2 separate regions of the Mus musculus genome follow, and region 1 is linked to region 2. Evidence: chromatin loops called from intact Hi-C (ENCODE). Cell type or tissue: left cerebral cortex. All regions are shown on one strand. Links, peaks and the distances in the headings refer to the core of each region. The heading gives the core; the rest is flanking DNA. Region 1 holds the start of Gm5148 (predicted gene 5148). Region 2 has its middle 7.0 kb from the start of 4930556A17Rik.

Region 1 (9,844 bases), core at 918-8,917, 97 kb before region 2:
ACAATGGAAGAGTGGCTCGAAGTCAGGAGGGTGCCAGGAAGGGCATGGCTGCAAACAGACCTGAGATAAAAGCATAGAGTCAAAACTGAGGGTCTGTGGGAAGCAGATGTAAGGGTACGCATGAAAGGTGAGCTCGCAGGATGGCTAACATCTGGATTTGCAACCATCCATGTCAGGCTCAGTGTACCCAGGGTCAGTGATGGCTAGCTGGACAGTCATGCAAAAAACAAGGCTGCTCCCGCACAGGTGATCCCAGGGCTGTAAATATGTGGTCTCTGTTACTGAGGTGAGCAGACCAGACAGTTCTGAGGGAGAGAGCTGAGCCAGGGAGGCTGGTCACTGGCTTCCTGGGAACTCTTGCTCATTCCTGCTTCTGACCACGGGGGTTCGTTCCATCAAACAGAAACAGAGCACTTCATTATGTCCAAGAGGAACCGAGGAGGTGTTCCAAGATGTTTGTGTCAAAGCTGAACTCTTTGCTGCTGCTTTCTTGCTCCTGATAGAAGATCTCTATGGAATTTTAGTACAACGTCCCTGAAGCTCATTAGCAGAAGGTCTGGAGGTTTGAACATATTCAGTCCATCAAACCAATGAATAACTCTGACTTACATAATTTAACTATCTTGATTGATCACAATAGCTACAACTTCCTTCAGTGTCTCATCAAATATTATGAGGATTCAACCACTAGCTAAGACCGATGATGGTCTGTCTGGTGGGCATAAAAAAAATGAGGAGCCTAAATCAGGATGGATGTTCTAGGAGTTAAGGTATATTAGGCTGTTAGATTCAAGTTTCAAGACTATGATTCAAGTTTCATTTGTTTGTTTGCTTGTGTGTTTGACACAGGGTCTCAGTACAAAGCTCACACTGGCCTTGAACTCATGATATCCTCCCTCAGCTTCCTGAGGGCTAGAGTCATAGACCTGTGTACCACCACATCTGGCTCTCCAATGTATCATTGTTACTGTAACATTTTCTTTATGCATTTAACTTCTGATTCTCAGCCATACTACAGGAAGGTAGGGCTGTTCCTATTACTGTTTAACAAATGAGAAATTTGACTCTCAAGTCACTAGCTAGGCATTGTGGTACACATGCCTGCAAGCCCAGCATTTGAGTGTCTAAGACAGGAGGATAGTGAGACCCCTGGGCTTATATACTCAATTCCAGGCCTTCCCAGGCTACTTAGTGAAACACAGCCTAAAATTAAATACCACCCCAAACACACACACACACACCCTCACACACACACACACACACACACACACACACACACACACACACACACACACACCCCTTACCAATCCAAAGTCACCAAAGTAGTAAATGACTCAACCAGACCTATATCCTATATCAATTGTGTGTCTGTCTGACTCCAGGTTCCCTGATTTGTCACTTGTGTCATATTTATGTACTGGGGTATGGCATTAACATGGAGAGTGAGTAAAGCCCTCTTCCTGTCTTTAATGATTGTATATTCCAATGCAGGAGGCAGACAAGTCAATGCCACTACAATCAGTCAAGTAGAGGTCTCTGGAGTTCTTCACATGTCCCATGAGAGTACAGGGGTCACATCTGGTGAACTCAGGGCTTCCAGCTAGAGAGAACAATCTCAGCTCAGACCAGCTTGGTGGCCCAAGATTTCTGTGCCATCTTTATGGTATTCTGTTTTTGGAGGGAGGTTTGGAATGAGGATGATTCTAAATGTTGAAAAAGAATGGCTAGTACTATAAGAGTGTTCCAGAAGCTCCGCCTGGCTCAGGGTGTGGTGTGAAGTTAGGCATTACTTTTGAAAGGCTGTGGTGAACCTGCATCTGGTTTCCTAAGCAACTTACCAGTGGCCTGTGTGGAAGATGGGGATGTGGGAGCAGCTTTGGTCAAAATCAGTTCTACCTTTTTTGGGGGGGGTGTTCTTGTCCCTAGGAGACTACATTTTTTTCTGGCATTTAATCATTTTCATCATGTTGAAGAGACTTTTATCATTTTTTAATAATTCATTTTATGTGCATGGATGCTTTGCCTTTATGTAGGTCCCTGTGCCACCTGCACATGCCTGGTGGCCATAGAGTCATAAGAGGGAGCCAGATCCCCTGAAGCTGGAGTTACAGTTTCCAGCTTCCATGTGGGTGATACGACTCGACCTGGGTCCTCTAGAACAGCAGCCAGTGCTCTTAACTGCACATCCTCTCTGGCCCCCCAAAGAGCCTTTTAATTTCTTTGCCTTGGCTATGGAATCTTGTCAGTATGAGATACCATGCATGGTGACACTAAATTCAGAGAGTCTATGGGTTCTGACTCTTTCTTACAGGAAGAAATTGGCTTTTCCAGACCTGGTAGCCTGGTCTATCTCAGACATCTTCCTGTTCAAAAGTCTTTTCTTTGAGTTGGGGCTTCGTCACCCCATCTTTCTCCAGGTTACTACGCTTAAAGAAGAGATTGTGTTATTTGGCTGTAATATTAGTCCATTAGGAGTCACAGCTAAATAAAAGGATCACTACTAAGGAGACCAGAGTTGAAGGGAGAGGAGCGTGTGGTGAAGGGAAAAACTGGGCAAGAGAAAGCTTGAGTCTCCATGAAGAACTTCATGAAAATAACCAAGAGTGAGGTTTTGGCTAAGGCTCTTCCAGCAAGAATTCTGTATACTGCGTGCTGAGGAAGATGCTACAGTTACGGTAAATGACCATACAGCCTGTCTGGCAGCTGTCTCCAGTGCTGCACTCCCCTTCAAAGCTTATTTAATTATGAAACATGAAATATAGGGTGTTTAGAGTACAGCTTTTAAAATTTCTATTTATTATTATTAGTACTGTGTGTGTGTGTATGACATGTGGACTTGAGTGTCCATGTGTTGAGGCCAGATGACAACTTTGTGAAGCTGGTTTCTCCTCTACCTTTAAGGTGTGTTCCAGAGATGAAACTCAGGGCCTCTTACTTGTGTGGCAAGTGCTTTTATAGGCTGAGCCATCTCATTGGCCCTAGTTTTCTTTAACACACACACACACACACACACACACACACACGCACGCACGCACGCACGCACGCACGCACGCACGCACGCACCTGATAGATCATGGTGATGCATACTTCTAATCCCAGCACTCAGGAAGCAGAGGCAGGCAGATCTCTGGGAGACGGGGAAGCTGGGACCACTTAGAAACAGGGTCAAGAAAAAAAATTGAAAAACAAATCCCCCTATTCTATTATATATATATATATATGTATACATGTTGGAGTATGATGGAAATTATGAAGCGTTGGTGCCTGGGTTCCAGCCCTGAATCCCCTGTATGAACAAAGACCCAGAAATCTGCATTTGGGGATGGTGCTGGAGACTGAATGCAGAGCCTCGGGCATGCCTGACAGGAGCTGTACCCTGCAGCTGTGCTCCGGCTCAGGCATCTGCAGTTTCACAGAAGCTTCTGATGCAGATCCCGAGGCAGAACAGAGAACAGCAGCTGTAGAACATACAGGGATCTGAAACACCCACCTTCAACCCAGACTCTCACTACATAGTTCCCATGCTGCTTTAAGGCAATAGTGACTTTGCTGCGGGCAATTTCTGGTTGATTGTGGATCAGCCTGAAGGAGCAGAGTCCAGGATCTCACTCTCAGACGTACAGTCGGAACTGGGGAGTCCAAATGTGTACACACGGTCTTCTGCAAGGAATACTGCTCTGTTGGGCTGTCTTAACTGTATTCCTTTCCCGACTCAGTTCTTGGTTGCGCTGGTTCAAAGTGTAAGTCTATGTTAGGACAGACAAAAGGCGAGAAGCGGAGAGAGATTTTGCTGGGGGTGGGTTTGTCTGAAGGGTTCTGTTTGTGGAGTACTTTTTAAAACTCCTGCATCGCTTCCAGATCACCCCTGACTTCCTTTACCGCTTAGACATTCTTAGGGAATTCTTCCTGGGCCAGCCACATCTGCTTCCAGTTCCTGGGCTGGTCAGCTGTGCCTGCAGAAGGTTGTCTGCCTCTCAGACTGCAGGCGGGAACCCAGCTCTTCGCTCCCACCGCTTTCGGGCAGGTAGAGAGAGAAAGCTCATAGCTCAGGTTTTGTTACCAAGCAACGGGGTTCCATTTGCCAATTGCCACCATTTCCTTCGCATAGTATTACAGGCCTTATTTTTAACATTTAGTTCAGAGAAATTGCCGTCATTATGCGCAGTAACTTCCTTTGGAGGTTACTCATTAACCTTAGGTATTTTACTGTGTAATTATAACTGCCAATGCCCCAGGCTTGGAAAACCTTTGAACTCCTTAAGGTATTAGGGGGACGGCAGAAAGGATATTATCTGACTTTTCTTCCTTTTCCAGTTAGGTTAATTTCGGAGGTGCCTGTGTCCCCTCCTCGTTCTCCCTCCCTCCAAGGGGAAGCCCTTCCAGTGTTTTCTTCCTCCTTTCTGGTCTCAGACTCTGAACTAAACCTGTTAGCGTCCAATTTCTTTGATACTGGGCCACAGTAAAACTGTTTCCCCTTTGTTTTATAAGGTCTGGGGGGGAAGAGGGGCGGGAGGAGACTGAGAAGTCCCAGTGGCTGGGAAGTGACTGGCAGGCACCCTTCGGCCTCCCGGGGCTCTGTGATGCCCCCCTACACAATGACTGGAATTAGATATCGCGTACAGCCTTCTTTTGACACAACGGAAGGCCTCCTCTCGGCTTTCTGCAAGCAGCTTTTCACTCCCAGGCTCCGCGGGAGCCAGGTGCATAGCCTCATAATGCGCCTATTATACAGCCAGGCTCAGTCGCCATGGCTCACACAATGACCCTTCTGATCTGGCCACAACAGCAGGGATGGGTGCCAAGGCTTCGGTCCCCACCCACAGCAGATTTAGGTATGCACTTCGGGTGTATTTGCAGCCCCTCTTTACTACCCCCGAAAGGAGAGTTGAATGCATCCCCGTGAAACTCCCCCCCCCCCCCGCCCCAACTCTGTTTCAAGACAAACAAGAGTAATTGGGGCACATCACCTGCGCGCGCAGCTCCAGGTCTTTCTGGCCTCCGCCCAGACATTCCAGGTAACTCGAGGAGGGCTGGGCGGCCACGTGACTGTGTTGGCTAGGGCGCACCTTGCTCCAGCAGGGACAGGTGAGCTCTGCACCCTGGTGGGAGCATGCATTTTGCAAACTCAGGTCTGCACCGCCCCACTGCTGCTTTGATCGGGACAAATGAAAGGCTGGACTGGCATTTCGGCTTCACGGAGCTGAACCGCAGCATTCCAGCAGGTACTGCAAGTCTCACGGAGGCCAGAGCGCCACGCTGCCCGCTCCCTCCACCCCCCAAAACGAGCATCCTTCATCTTCCGAATGGGAGGGGGCAGCGAGGGACATTTTGCTTTACTTCAAAAGGCTCGAGGACTTGCAGCTTTTTCTTCCCCACATAAAGGGCTGGTGGAGGTTTCTCTGACGGTAGGAACATGTTGTCACACGTGACCTAAACAGCTCAGCTGCTCCAGCGCCTATTAGTCAACCAGCCAACACCTAAAGAACCTGGTGTTCACTCAGCTTAGGAGAAGGCTGGCAGGCACAGGCTCTGCCAGCCCAGTGTTTATGGGTTAGCTAAGGGTTGAGGAGAGACCTGTGAAGAAGGGAAACAGATACCATCTGTGAGCGCTGCCTAGTGCCAGCACTGTGATACCCTCTCTCATTCCTTCTGACACTCTGTCAGGTAGGTCTTGGTTATGACCTCCACTCCAGGCATTTTAGAGAGGTCATTTGCCGAAGCTCTCAGTGTGGGCATCAGGCTGTGGAGGTCACAAATGTTGGAGTCACGGGGCCCTCTCCTACCCACATCAGTTTGTCCTAGTTCGCTCTCTGGAAGATAGAGACCTTGTCTGGGGTCATGGTCCAGAACATTCTTTTCCCATTTCACTGCTGAGCTGGGATGACAGATCATTCTTTAGTCAGGGTGCCCCTGCCCCCACTTCTGTTTCTTTTGCTTTGGCTGTGCTGGGGAGACACATCCCAGTGAATGTCTTCTTGGGCAGCAGGTGATCTTGTCTTGCCCTCTCTGGTTTTATTTCAGAGGTGGAGAGTAGAGACCTCACTCAAATCTGGGAAGTCTACAAAGCCAACCTTCACCAGATGATCTCCTAAATCCCTTCCTCCAATGTCAATGACAGACACCCAGTGCAGCCACTTTCCTGAAAGATAGTCATGTACAGCCCATGTCTCCCTGACACCCTAAGTAGAGCTGGTCTACTATCCAGGCATCTATAACTCAACTTGCCACATCTGGTCATTCAACTCCTGCACCATACCTCAAGAGCCTGACAGGATGTGGTTTCTCAAGTAGGCCAACGTCTTGATGCCTTTTAATAGTGTGGAGCCCGAGCCAATAGGGTTTTATGAGTATCACAGGGAGTCACATCCTTTGACCTGGTATATAATCTGACTTCTCTGGATCCTGGGCTAATTACGGCAGTTCCTCTGAGCATGGATGAATAGGAAACCTTCTGATGTTTGAAAACTAAGCCCATCCATCATATTTGTTCTCTATGTTGTGTCTTTAGCCAGCCTAGTTGGTGGGGACTGAGACCTCCTGGACATTGCAGCTTAGACTCAGTCCCTCTTGGTTGACAGTTCAGCGCTTGGAGGCTGAGGGTTTCATCTTTTTGTTCACTGAGCACCTCTGATTATGTGGTAAATTGGAGAAAGAACAGGAATCTGTGCTCACCAGCCTCATCCCACCACGGCCACGGCCACCCCTGTAAGCCCCAGTTACCTCATCTTGAAGGAAACAAACTAAAACGTGGCTTTAAAATCAGAGCAACTCTTGCATGTTATTGTATGATTTTGTTTGGATTCAGGTGCTCTGGCTTGCTGGGACTTTTGTGCAAGGTATTAGGTTGAAATCAAAAGGGAAGGATGCAGGACAAACCCGTTTCTGCAGAGCAGATGGCTGGGCTGCAGAGAGGCTACTGAGACCCATTCCTGCTTAGCCCCAGGAACTGGCCGGTTGCTCCTGGGAAGTACCCAGGAAGGATCGGAGAAATCTGCAAATGAAGTTTAGCTCCAGACACTGGTTGCCATAGCTGTTGGATCAGATCAAGAAAACGTTGCTTCATTAGAATTTGAGAGCCAAAAATCAATGGTTTTGGGAAGCAGATTCACTTGCAGCTATGAATAATAAAGACTGATGATACAGAAATGTAAGTCCTCACATAAGACTCCCAGGAAGGGCTACTCAGAGCAGGTGCTCAAGCTCCAGGCATGCTCAGGGACCCAGGCTGCTTCCAGGCTTTGGCTCTCGTGTCCCAAAGCATCAAGTTCATTCTCATAGTTGCCTTGGGGTCCAAGGTGGCTGCCAGACTCCGTCCACTGCACTTGCATTGCAGGCTCAGCAAAGTCAGAAGAAGGAACAGCAAGAGGGATGTGCAGCCCAGCTGGGCCAGTCTTCCCAGCAGTCCCTTGTGAGTTACACCATTGGCCAGGACTCAGCACGATACAGTCTCTGTTCTGGGCAGTGTACTGGGAATCTGGAAGAGTTTTCTTTAAAGAGAACATGGCTAGAGATTGACAGGTAGTGAGGGTCTCTGTGTTAGGCATGGTCCTTAGAACTCTGGACTGGATTCATTTATTTGGTAGCAATGAGTGAAGCACTGGGGGCTGGATGGAGGGAATGAAGACTTGGACTGCAGGGACCATGGCTGGAAGGGAAGAGTCTGACAAGGTTTGCTAGCTGAATTGAGAAATCGGGAACAGTGCCAAAGGTAGATGGTGATGTCATTAGTTGACATTAGCAAGGAAGATCCTGGATTAGGAGTCAGACTTGCTGACTGTGTCCAGTGGGCTGTCCTGCGGCTGGTGCTCAGAGCTGTTGAGGGTGGACATTTCCAATGCATACTGAACCTATTTACATATTAAGAACATTCTAATGTCTGTAGGATGTCTTAACATGTATTTTGGGGTTTTATAAGTTGCTACTTAGGGCTCTCTTAATTGTGTCAGAGGAAGGGTATAGGGCTGCCTCTTTTTGTGCAATATCACTGGGCCTAAGGGTCCTGAGAGTCGGGGCAAAGTTTTGTTCTTGAAAAGGTGCTTCTCCTTTGCCTTCCCCTCCCTTGCCTTTAGTTCCTGCCTATGTGGTGGTTGGAAGCAGGAGCTCAGTGTCCCAGCGAAAAAAATCAGAATAACACAAATCTGAAGATGATGGCCTGCACATTGTATAATATTTAAATAAAGTTTGAGTGTTTAAACCAACGTTTGAAGTTGAGCAATATAAACCAAAATAGTCTGCCAGCACACCAGTGCTACACAGGCACTAAGTGCTAAGCAAGGCTCTTAGGAGTCAGGTGGGAATGGCCCCTAGGCAGGGGTGCAGCCCCGACCTTACCCTACAACAACAGCAGGTCCAGGGGGCTTCAGTTCCTGCCCCACCCCCAGATCTTCTCGTGCTAGGTGCCTCTTGCAAGACAAGCTGAACTGTGGGAACCTTTGGAGAGGACCATAGAACCAGCCAGGGATTCCCTAAAACGAGACAGACTGGCAGATTGTGTAGGGCCATGGAGAAAGCTCAGTGAGCAATGTGCTTGCTGAATAAACGTGAGGGCCTGAATTCGAGCCCCAGGACCTACAACCTATGTCAAGAAAGGCAGGTACATAGCTCTTGGGAGGCAGAGGCAGGCAGATTTCTGAGTTCTAGGCTAGCCTGGTCTACAAAGTGAGTTCCAGGACAGCCAGGGCTACACAGAGAAACCCTGTCTCAACCCCACCCCCCCCCCCCAAAAAGAAAGAAAGGCAGGTACAGTGGGGCACTTGTAGTCTCAATGCTAAGGAGAGAGAGGCAGGGGATAGCCATGTGGCTCACTGCAGGCCAGCCTTGCTAAGATGGTGACCCCAGCCCAATGATAGACCATGGCTCAACAACAGGAGGGCTCCTGACAAGTGACACTCAAGACTGACCCTCAGGCTTCACCCTCATGGACACACAGGCAGGACCATCTTCCACTTTGTTAAACACAGACCTGTATGAATTGTGTGCTGTTCATCAACTGTTAATTATTATAGAACTGGGTGAGTCGCAGGTCAACGAGTGGGGAAAAGAGGAAGCTGTGGGCTGAGGGATGGAGTGAGCAGTTCTAGGAAACACTGTGTCTCTAGAGGAAACGTGGAGCTTAAAAAGATACCCTCTGGATATTTTTCTTTACAGCGATATGGTAAGTGGTCACTCCTCTGGCCACATGTTGTGCATGAAGCAGTACAGACATAGGGTAGAGTGGCATGTGAGAGAAGGGTTAAGGTGAGTGAGGTCTTGCTGGCTTTCCAGTCAGTCTTGAAGGAATGCTCGGTCTGGCAGAACCCTACTTTGAACAGTCTGTTTCCTCTCCTGACACAGGTCTTGGCATCCCTGGGGAAGTTGCCTCGAAGCCCTGAAGCTGGAAGGGGCCCTGCTGCTCCAGCTGTGTAACCCTTAGCTTTATCTGTCTGGCTTTGGCCTCTTAGGTTTGTCCTGCCTTGGTTGTTTTGTTTGTCCAAATGGTTCTGTTCTTAGGGTGACACATAACAGCAGCATCTGATTGCTTCTTCTGAAGAAGAAGAAGCAGGAACAGGTTTGAGACCTGTGTTGCTGAGGTGGCTCATTCTGGGCTGGTTATTGCTGATTTGTTTTAACAGCATGTGGAGAAGTCTGGTGGGCAGAAAAACCTCTGTAACCCTGTCAGTGGCAGAGTTTACAAGCTTGTCTTCGGGGTTCTTGGCAGTTGCTAAGCCTTTGCCAGGCCCATTTCTGTCCTTGCTACTGGTGCACCCAACCCTGGACACTACTTACTGGTGTAGCTGTTAGAGTTGTGTTCGGGAGCAAACAAGTGTTTTCTGAAAATGGTGGCAGTGTTTCCCTTGATGGGACC
Region 2 (9,844 bases), core at 860-8,859:
TCCCAGCACCTACATGGTGGCTTGCAAACATTTGTAACTCCAGTTTCAGGGTGATCTGATACCTTCTGACCTCCAAGGACACTAATCATGCATTTGGTGGACATACAGACAGCCCCCCCCAATACATGTAGACAGACAACCTCATAGACATAAAATGAATCTAAAAAAGTAGCAATTCTAAACCTATAAAATTAAACTGTGATCTTGATTATTTGTTTGAGGGCTGAGAGTCGGCATTGACAATAACCTTTCAACCATTGTACCAAGACCTTAGTTTGTCGTAATGGTAAGTTTTAGCTTTGTTTGTCTTTACTGTCAAACCCTAAGAACGTTAGTACGTGGTACCCACACTTAAATCATAATAAGAAACCTAGATTTGTTTGCAGTTTTTTAATCCGTTGTTAATAAGCTCCAAGGAACACAGCCTTGTCTAATAAACACATCAAGCTAATGGGTACCAGAGCCGTTCAGAGGAGGGATTGTTGTTTGCTGTTTAGATTCCAGTCAGAATTAATCAACAATGGATGGGGCCTGCTGCATTTATTAGCAGCTCAAATCTCTGTGATTTAATGCCAGGTCTCTTTGACTCATTCCAGTGAGTGCTGGCAGGTTTACAGCGTGGATACATACTTACATCCTCCGGCCTTAAAAAGAAAAGGAAAAATAAGGCCTACACGGAGACCACAGGATTGGCAAGCATTTCCCAAGAGCCATTTTGAATTTAGCCCTGTACAGTGAGCCTGTGAATAGGAAGCAATTGATTCAGGAACAGTGGGGCCCCTTTTTTTTTTTTTTTCTTTCTTTCTTTTTTTAATGCCGAGAAAGCCTTCAGCTGTGCAGATGGCTGGCTGGCATATCCCATCTGCTTTTGTCTTTTATTTTCCATGTTGTTCTACTTTCTTCTCACACTTTACATAGCCTTTCTTTTTTTTCCCTTAGCTCCAAGCTTCCCAATTTGGGGGAGTGGGGGACAAGGAGAGATTGCCGGGCTTAGCAAGGGGCTGGACCAGCCACAGACTCTTTCCCACAGGTTGATGGCCTGCTGCTAAATCTCTGGCAATGCCACCTGCCTGTCACAGTCAACCCCAGGATGTTCTTTGCACAAAAGTGTCAACTTTTGAATGAATCCTCTGGAAGCAAATAGAAAGATTAATCTAGAGAACCCCGACTCCACCTTGGAAGCTCAAAAAAAAAAACCCAAAAACCCCCAAAAAACCATACCTCCTTGTTGAATAGCCCCGTTTCAGGACATTTACTTATTTCAAAGTGACCTCATTTCTCAATCACAAAGAGCAGCATTCTTTACCAGAACCTTCCACAGCCTGTGGCCATCTGTCCTGCTTCTCAGACGTGACTGTGTTGCCAGAACAGATTATTTGTAGAAAGACTTTATTATCAAGAAACTCTTCAGTAAAAACTGGATGGAATCTTTGTTACTCTAAAACCATTCACCTTCCTTAAGGACAGGACTTGCCATGGCTTCCCTCATGTCGCTCCTTGGGGGTCGTGTACTGTGGGCCTGATAAAGGTTTCATGGCCTTGAACTGACTGTACCTGAGGATGACTTTGAACTCAAGCTCCTCCCTGGACTCTCAGCCTTTGGAATGCTGGGATTACAGATATGTGCTAGCATAACTACTTTATATGGTTTTGAGGTCCACCTTACAACCTTGCTCATGTTAGGCAAGTGCTCTTCCCTGAGCTGTATTTTGGCCTGGTACTTGCACACTGAATGAGTTTGAGTCAGTCTCTATTTTTGTCCCTAGAAACAAAATTTCTTTCCTCCTGTTATGCTTCATGGACTTTCCTTCTCATCTAGAAATACATTCTGAAGAACATGAAGGAAACTGGACATTTGTTCAAATATGTCCACATCACATACTTAAGATGTATCTTAAGGTTTTAGTAGTGAATCTGTGTAAAGATGAGAAACCCCAGCCTGTTTGCCACCTGTCTGTCCCTATGCACCCTATGGGGACATAGTTCCTTCCAGGAAACAGAAACTTGGTGGGGATTTTTCCTCTTCTTTCTCATAATTGGTCCAGAAACGGGGAAAAATAGGACTTCGAAATAGCTGCTGGGAGCTGTGGAGCAGCAGCGACAGGGTCCTTCCTGCCTTCATCTGCACCCAGGAGCTGGGGCTGTTCTGCAGCCCTCTGTGCATGGGTCCTGCCAGGGGAGAGTTGGTCTCCCAGGAGTGCTGACGCTGGCTTACAGGCCCACAGGGGTTGTGTGTGTGTGGGGTGGGGTGGGGGAGGGTGGAAAGCTTAAGCCAGAGACAGCAAGACCAACTAACACCAGACATAACCAAATGGCAAAAAGCAAGCCCAAGAACCTTACCAACAGAAACCAAGGCTACATGGCATTATCAGAACCCAGTTCTCCCACAACAGCAAGTCCTGGATACTCCAACACACCAGAAAAGCAAGATTTGGATTTAAAATTACATCTCATGATGCTGATAGGGGACTTTAAGAAGGACATTAATAACTCCCTTAAAGAAATATAGGAGATCACAAGTAAACAGATAGAAGCCCTTAAAGAGGAAACACAAAAATTCCTTAAAGAATTAGAGGAAAACACAATCAAAAAGGTGAAGGAATTGAACAGAACCATCCAGGATCTAAAAATGGAAGTAGAAACAATAAAGAAATCACAAAAGGAGACAACTCTGGAGATAGAAATCCTAGGAAAGAGGTCAGAAGTCATAGATGCAAACATCACCAACAGAATACAAGAGATAGAAGAGAGAATCTTATATGCAGATGATACCATAGAAAACATTGACATAACAGTCAAAGAAAATGCAAAGTGCAAAAAACTCCTAACCCAAAACATCCTGGAAATCTGGGACACAATGAGAAGACCAAACCTAAGAATAATAGGTATAAAAGAGAGTGAAGATTCTCAACTTAAAGGGTCAGTAAATATCTTCAACAAAATTATAGATGAAAACTTCCCTACTCAAGCCTCAGGGAGTTTAGAGGTCAGGTGGGGTTGGGGATGGGGACATTCACATGGAAACAGGGGGTAGGGAGGAGGTATGGAATGTGGAACAGTTGGAAGGTGGACGGGACAGGGAATAAAATATGGAGTGTAAAAATATAAATAAAGAAAAAAGAAAGACCAAAATGTTTAAAAACTGTGCATGCCTGGGTTTATGATGTTTGTAGGAGAGCAGGCATATGTGTATATATGCACACATGGAGGTCAGAGACAATTCTGTGGAGTCAATTTTCTCCTTCCGTGCGTACATAGGTTCTAAGGATTTAACTCTGGTCACCAGAGTTGCATGGCAAGTGACTTTACCAAGCAAGCCATGTCACTGACCAAGAGGAAATATTTTGAACCTTGGCATGGGCATCTCAGTGCCTTTGGCAGGCCAGAGCAGTGGCATGAATTACTGGATCAGGTGTTACACAGACAGTAGCAATGCTAGCATACAGAAAGCAGACAAGACCAAGAGATTGCAGAGGTCAGTTATACTTTGGGGGCATGTGCTGTTGTCTAGGTGCTTGTAGACTATGCTGCCGTGTCAGCTGGATTTTAAAATGTGTTCCTGCCCTCCTGATTCTGTTAGGAAATACCAACTTAGATCTCAGATGCATTTTATTTTTGGGATTCACTCCTCCCAAGGCAGGTAGGAGAATAGAAGAACCTTCAGCCTCAATCATTTTGTCCTAGGATTCTCCAGCAAGTCTCTGGCTAATGAGGTGCTAATGGGGTGTTATCACTGGCCACTAGACTGAAGCATCAGACAGGCTGGTAAATGCACTTTAAAGTGTGCCTCTAATGGTACGATAAGCAGGTTTCCTGCCTTAGCCTGAGCTTTGTGTCCTAACTCTGGGTTATAGGATCTAGACTAACACATTGGCTCTTTCTCACTTAGGGAAGAAGTGGCAGCAGAGAGTGGCTCCAAGGCCTGGACTTGCTGTGCTTGATTTAGTGAGTAAAGCTTCATATAGGCAGCCTCTGAACAATTAATTGCAAACCTTCACACCCTCTCCAAAGAGACAAATAGACGCTCAAGCCATCCCCTATAAGAGGAGCTTATTGTTATGACTAGCTGTTGCTATGACAACCTTGTTAGGGCCACCTTGCAATCATGTCCCTGTATCAGGAGGTGGTTATGGCTGACTTGGGCTTCTGTTCTGCTTCTGTGACCCTGCCTATTTTGCCCACCAAATCCCCCTACCTCTGAGGTATGAAAACCTTGGTCTTCCTCATGTCTAAATCTGGCCACCCGTTTACAAGAATGAAAATGTTTGTTCAAATTAGTTGCTTGCTTTCGTTAATTTGACCGTGATGATTTGGGTCAGTGATCTTTCTTCTCACATCTTTGGGGTTAACAGCAACAGTGAAGCACAGTGGGACCATTACCATCAGACCAGTCCCAAACAAGAACACAAAGGAGAAGAAAACGCTTCTGAGACAGGCACAGGCCCCTTGTTTGCTGAGGACATCAGTCTTGGATTCGCCTGCCTCTAGAATTTAGATTTGTAGCCATTTGGGGATTCTTTGGCCTTGATATCTCTTTCCCTCACTCCTTCTGCCTCCCTTCCCCAACCCTTGCCCTTAGGGTCTTACTCTTTAGTTCAGGCTGTCTTTGAACTCATGATTCCCCTACTGTCGTCAGAGTGGCTAAAATTCAGTATTCTATGGCAAAGACTACATGGCTGAGAGGATGTTTTGGGCAGTCACTTCCTTTGAGGGAAGCCACAGCTGAAAAGGAGGTCACTGTGGAAAGACTAGAAATTTTCAAAGCGATCCACCCCTATCCTCTCGGACAGAGAGGAAAAAGCAGGGGAGAAGGGCTGACTACTCTCAGTCACTCAGTTGCCAACTGCTCATAGAGCTTGGCACCTCGATTCTGTGGAGAGGACAATTTCTGGTAAAAATAGAAAAAAAATTTCTTTTTGAAAACAGTTAAAGCTCTTTAAGAACAACTGTGGGGAGTTTTAATCACAGGGTGGTGGTTTCTTTTCTGAAAGAAGAAACAGACATTTCCATTTTGTAGTAAGTGGGTTTAAAGGCTTCAGTCGTTCAGTCAGTGTGGAACATGCCAGCCAGTGGGCTCTTGACACCACGGAAATTGTGACCAACAATGTAACATTTTCACTTAAAAAAAAAAAGCATAAAAGCAAGTGTTCCCATTATTGTTTCTCCCCCCTTAGAAACTTAGATCATTGCTGCATTTAGAAACAAAAAAGTAAAAAATATCAGGCATAATTTTTACCGTTGTCATAGAAATAGAAGTCTTATTATAGGCTAGATTTCTAAGTATGGTTACTTTTTTTTTTTAAGGAATAACAATCACCCTTTAGAGACAGAAAAAGTGGCTTGCTAATTTATTTTAAAAATTGGTTTCCTGAGGGCCCTGAAAGCTGGATCAGTGGTTATGAGCAATGGCTGCTCTTACAGAGGGTCCAGATTCTGTTCTCAGCACCGTAAGACACTCCACAACTGCCAGGAACTCCAGTGGGCACTACATGCTTGTGGTGCATACACACACACACACACAGGCAGAACGTGTATGCACATAAAGCAAATATAAGTATTATAAAAAATCATAAACAATTATGCTTTGCCTATGAGAGCTTTAGAGGACATGCTGACTAAATTGTGAGATTCTAAGTTTCTGCATGAATTGTAGTTATTGCTTAAATCTTCTTTACAGTTCATTGACCAATTAGACATTTGATAAAGATTTACTGACTGAATTCTGAGATGTTTGGGACAAAATCCGCATTAATCACTTAAAAATATCACACACCAGCAGAGACTAATTAAGATGATTAAAGACACTATCTTTAAGAAGATGGATGTGGACTTTAGGTGCAAAAACAATGACTTTATGGGCTTGCACCTGACAGCATTATATTTTGGATTAAGTGGCAAATCATATCATATAATAATACTCAGGAAAATTTGTTCCATATAGCAATCAGACCAACAGACAGACAAACAGTTTCTAAATATAATATGTGTTCAGGGGTAGGAGGCCATGGAGGATGTCAGGTGTGACTAAAATGGATTGAATAGGTGGACTTCTGGCTAGAGTTCCTGAAAAACATGCTAATTATGAATTTATGTGGGGGGGGGATGGGAACCCTTTTCTAACGTGATTTTTCCACTTGAGCTGTCAGTCCTTCAAGCTGAGCCCCCTCTCTTCTTCAGCCACCCTTGCCATGGAAGGCAGCTCCTTCTTAGCCAGGACCATCATCATGAGCATATGGAACTCATGTCATATTGTGCATCTATCTGTTCCTTATAAACACACGGTGCTGTTTCTTCTCCATAGATCTTCATTGGCAAGTCAGCATGCTTTGGTGGTAGCTTCTCGTCACTTCTGCCTCATAATGCTTCTGTACATAGCATGTGGAACTCAGCGTGAAGGACGGGCTTTCCAAAAGACTGCAGAGAATTCAGTGACTATCTCCTTTCCCTGTGAGACTTATCTGTGGGACTGTCTTTTGCTGCTGTTGCATGATCATAGTTGCATCCCTCGAGTTATCTGTCAGTGGCTTCTTCTGAGGGTCTGGGTTCTGCTGCCTCTAGTCATAGCATCTGGCACCCTGTCCCTTGTGTGATTTCAGTTCAGCTACTCTCCTGTTCACCCTCCCTACACCTCAGTCTCCTCATTGAAAACAGAAATATCAGTAAGGTAACGAACACTGAAAGAGATGCAGTGCAGGTCTCACCTGTAACAGTGTGCCATGTATTCTGTGGTCGCAGAGATGTGTCAGGGCTTGAAGTGTGTCTTTTTCACGTCCTTCTTTTCTCAGAGAAATTTTTAGTCATCTTTGCAAATATGTTTTCTGATTGTCCAGCTAATCTATTTTATGTATGTGAATGTAGAACATATATGAAGATGTGTGACTAGTTTCCATGTGGAACAGATTTCATTATAAGCACAGCTTGACCTGTATTAATAGAAATAAGCATATTTAATCTTCTGCCTCGTCACTCTAACAAAATGCCCGAGTTGGTTGATTTAAAGGGGGAAAGATTTACTCTGCCTCGTGCTTTCAAGGATCCCTCTCTATGGTTCATTGGCTGCATTGCTTTTAGCCCAGGACAAGCCAGAACCATCACATGGAAGGATACCATAGAGGAAAGCCGATTGCTTTATGGAGGCCAGAAAACAGAGAGCACTGGAAAGAGTAAGAATAAGAGGGAGCAGGGGCTGGGACCTAGGAACATGATGTCCCCTTCAAAGGCAAATGCCTCCAGTGACCTTCTTCCTGTAATCAGGTCCTACCTCCTAATATCCCAGTCCAGCTCATTAATAGGCTGATTAATCCATTGATGAAGACAGCTCCCTCATATGTTGGTAGTTCGGTCAACTGAGACTAAAGCCTTGGAGTTGGGAAGGAGACTCTTCACAACACTTTACACAGCATCAGAATATTTTACAAGATGTTATGGTTAGTGACAAATTTTCAACTTGACAAAATTTAGTATCACTCCAGAGATAGGCTTCTGGGTACGCCTGTGGGGGATTGTCTTGATTATGCTATTTAAGATGGGAAGGCATGCCCAATGTGGGCGGCACCATCCCCTGGCCAGAAATCCTCGATTGTATAAATGGAGAAAGTTGGGGCGGGGGGGGGGGAGGGGGAAGGGGCTGAGCAGCAGCATTCGGTCGTCCCTCTCTGCTTTCCGATTGTAAATGCCCTGTGATAGGAGAGCTCCTGCTCCTTGACTTCCTGCCATGATAATCTGTACCCTTGAACTGTGAGCCAGAATGAACAGGAAAGGAAACTAAGACGCAGAGAACCAATGTGGGTATACCGAGAAGAGAGTGTACATGGGAGATGTGACCCCCATCTCTGCCCCTGGATTGCCCTTAGCTAGATATGTCCCCTCACTCCTCTGCTCATGCCCACGATTTCTTAGTCTTCACTGGCTGCCAATATTTCTCCCTTTGTCATGAATTACAATTTACATCTTTACCAATGCAGGCTCTTTGTGAAACTCGATACTGTTCCCTTCTGTGGACGATATGCTATTCTTAAGCTGATGGAGCCGCGTAGTTGAGTTAACCTTAACGTAGCGAGGGCAGCTGGGTAAGGAAGCCTAGGTTAATTCTGCTCTCCTATTTCCTTAGCATTTCTTCGTGCGGTGTCCAGGGACTGGAAGAATTCTGCATTCCAGGTTCTCCCCAGGACATAGCACGGCCATGGATCTCCATTGTCAAACTGATGGGATTTAGAGCCGTCTTGTAAATATGTCTCTGGATGTGTGTGAGAGGGTGTTTCTAGAGAAGCTTGTCTGAGCAGAGAAGACTTGCTTTGATTCACCTTCTCCTCGGCTGGAGTTCTGGACTAAATAGAGGGAGATGCACAGAATCACTTATCTCCCCCTGCTTTCTGACTGTGGGGTGCCATGTGACCAGCCGCCTAACACTCCTGATGCTGTACCTTCCTCGCATGCTGCATGCGACCCTCATACTACAGCCAAAATAAATCCTTCCTTCTCTAAGTTGTTTTTATTAAGTATTTTCTCACAACAACGAGAAATTGACAGATACACCTGCTGTGGAGATAGATGCCCAGGATCTTGGCTGTGGGGCACATGGTCCCAGGACCTAGATCCTTGGGTCATCAGCTCATTGATTCTGAATCTGGCTTGGTCCACAGGCTTTGAAATCTTCATTTGTCGGTCTTCACTTGGCAGATTCTAGGCTTCTAAGTGTCCTTCAGTGTTCAGCCAAGGGATTGTGGGTCCTGGTGAGTCTCCTGTGACAATGTTTTCTTCTCTCCGATACTAGCTGCCCTCCTATTCTCTGTGTTATGTGTGACCATGGCCTTCCTTATAATGCATGGTTGGAGTCTGTTCTCAGTGGATTAAATTCTATGGTAATAAGGTTGCATAATATCCATTTGTTAATGCTACAGATGTGCAGCACCTTGTGTGGTAGGGTATGTGACAGTGTCATCAGGGGACACTTATACCTAGTTCAATGGGATCAGGGGACTAGTGTCAGTGGTGAGGGCCTACGAATCTCTTTCAGAAAACTTGGTCGTTCAGATAGTCAAACTTGCTGTTATTTATTTTATCTATCTATCTATCTATCTATCTATCTATCTATCTATCTATCTATCTATCTATCTTTTATGGTATGAGGGTTTGCCTGAATGCCAGTATGCATAACATGTGCATGTCTAGTGCCTATGGATGCCAGAGCAGGGTATCAGATATCCTGGAACTGGAATTACAGGTGGTTGTGAGCTACCATCGGTGTGCCGGGAACAAAATCTAGAACCTCCGCTAGAGCATAAGTATTCTTAACCATGGAATCTTCTCTCTAGCCCCATGTGATATTATTTTTTTAAAAAGAAAACCCTATATTTTCTAACTTGTAACTCATATCTTTACATCATTTATGTCCTTTAAAAAAAGATGTGGTATAGCTTGCTTGCTGCCCACATGTATTTCCTGTTTGATAATGTTTTTCCTACAGAACATCTGTTAACATGATGAGCTCTCTGAGTACACGGGGCAGATGACTATGAGATGCCTCCAGTAAAATGGTATGCGCTGTGGATGTTCTCATAGTAACCACTAGGCATTTAATAAAAGATTCTGAATATGAAATGAACAAACAGTAGTCCACCTGCTTCCTGTGGGAGCACAGCGCACAGTGCCCATGTGCAGGCTTGTATGACCGAGTCTAGAAGACTTGCCTCATTCCGAAGGCATTCGTTCTATACTTCTCAGCAAGTGCATATTTTATTGTCATGGATAGAATACAAAGTGTATTTTGTTTACCATTTTTACTTTGTTTCATTGGTTTAAAAATGAATATTTTAGATCCATCCATTTGCCTAAGAATTTCATA

What was found. Hi-C counts contacts between places; a loop is a spot of excess contacts. Peaks named below come from ENCODE experiments on the same cell type or tissue, not always from the same donor. Only the 100,000 strongest peaks of a DNase experiment are listed, where the experiment ranks them.
Region 1: it touches region 2 in a loop (2.1-fold over the local background); 2 of 42 quality-filtered maps call a loop at or near these places.

What each region holds. Positions count from the first base shown.
Region 1 is chr3:37,719,236-37,729,079 of GRCm38, forward strand. Gm5148 (predicted gene 5148) reads right to left here and starts at 5,125. Exons shown (of 3, transcript NM_198657.2): 1 at 4,968-5,125. Gm36620 (a long non-coding RNA gene) reads left to right here and starts at 4,925. Exons shown (of 3, transcript XR_880784.3): 1 at 4,925-5,664. In left cerebral cortex, for the core only: CTCF peaks have their summits at 5,121 and 5,323; DNase peaks (open chromatin) are centred at 3,566, 3,994, 4,712 and 5,219; H3K4me3 peaks cover 1,720 bases; H3K27ac peaks cover 2,066 bases.
Region 2 is chr3:37,816,320-37,826,163 of GRCm38, forward strand. No RefSeq gene overlaps it. Among named protein-coding and RNA genes, the nearest start is that of 4930556A17Rik, 7.0 kb to the right of the region's middle. In left cerebral cortex, for the core only: no CTCF peak of the experiment used is centred there; DNase peaks (open chromatin) are centred at 1,333, 1,687 and 4,882; H3K27ac peaks cover 1,396 bases.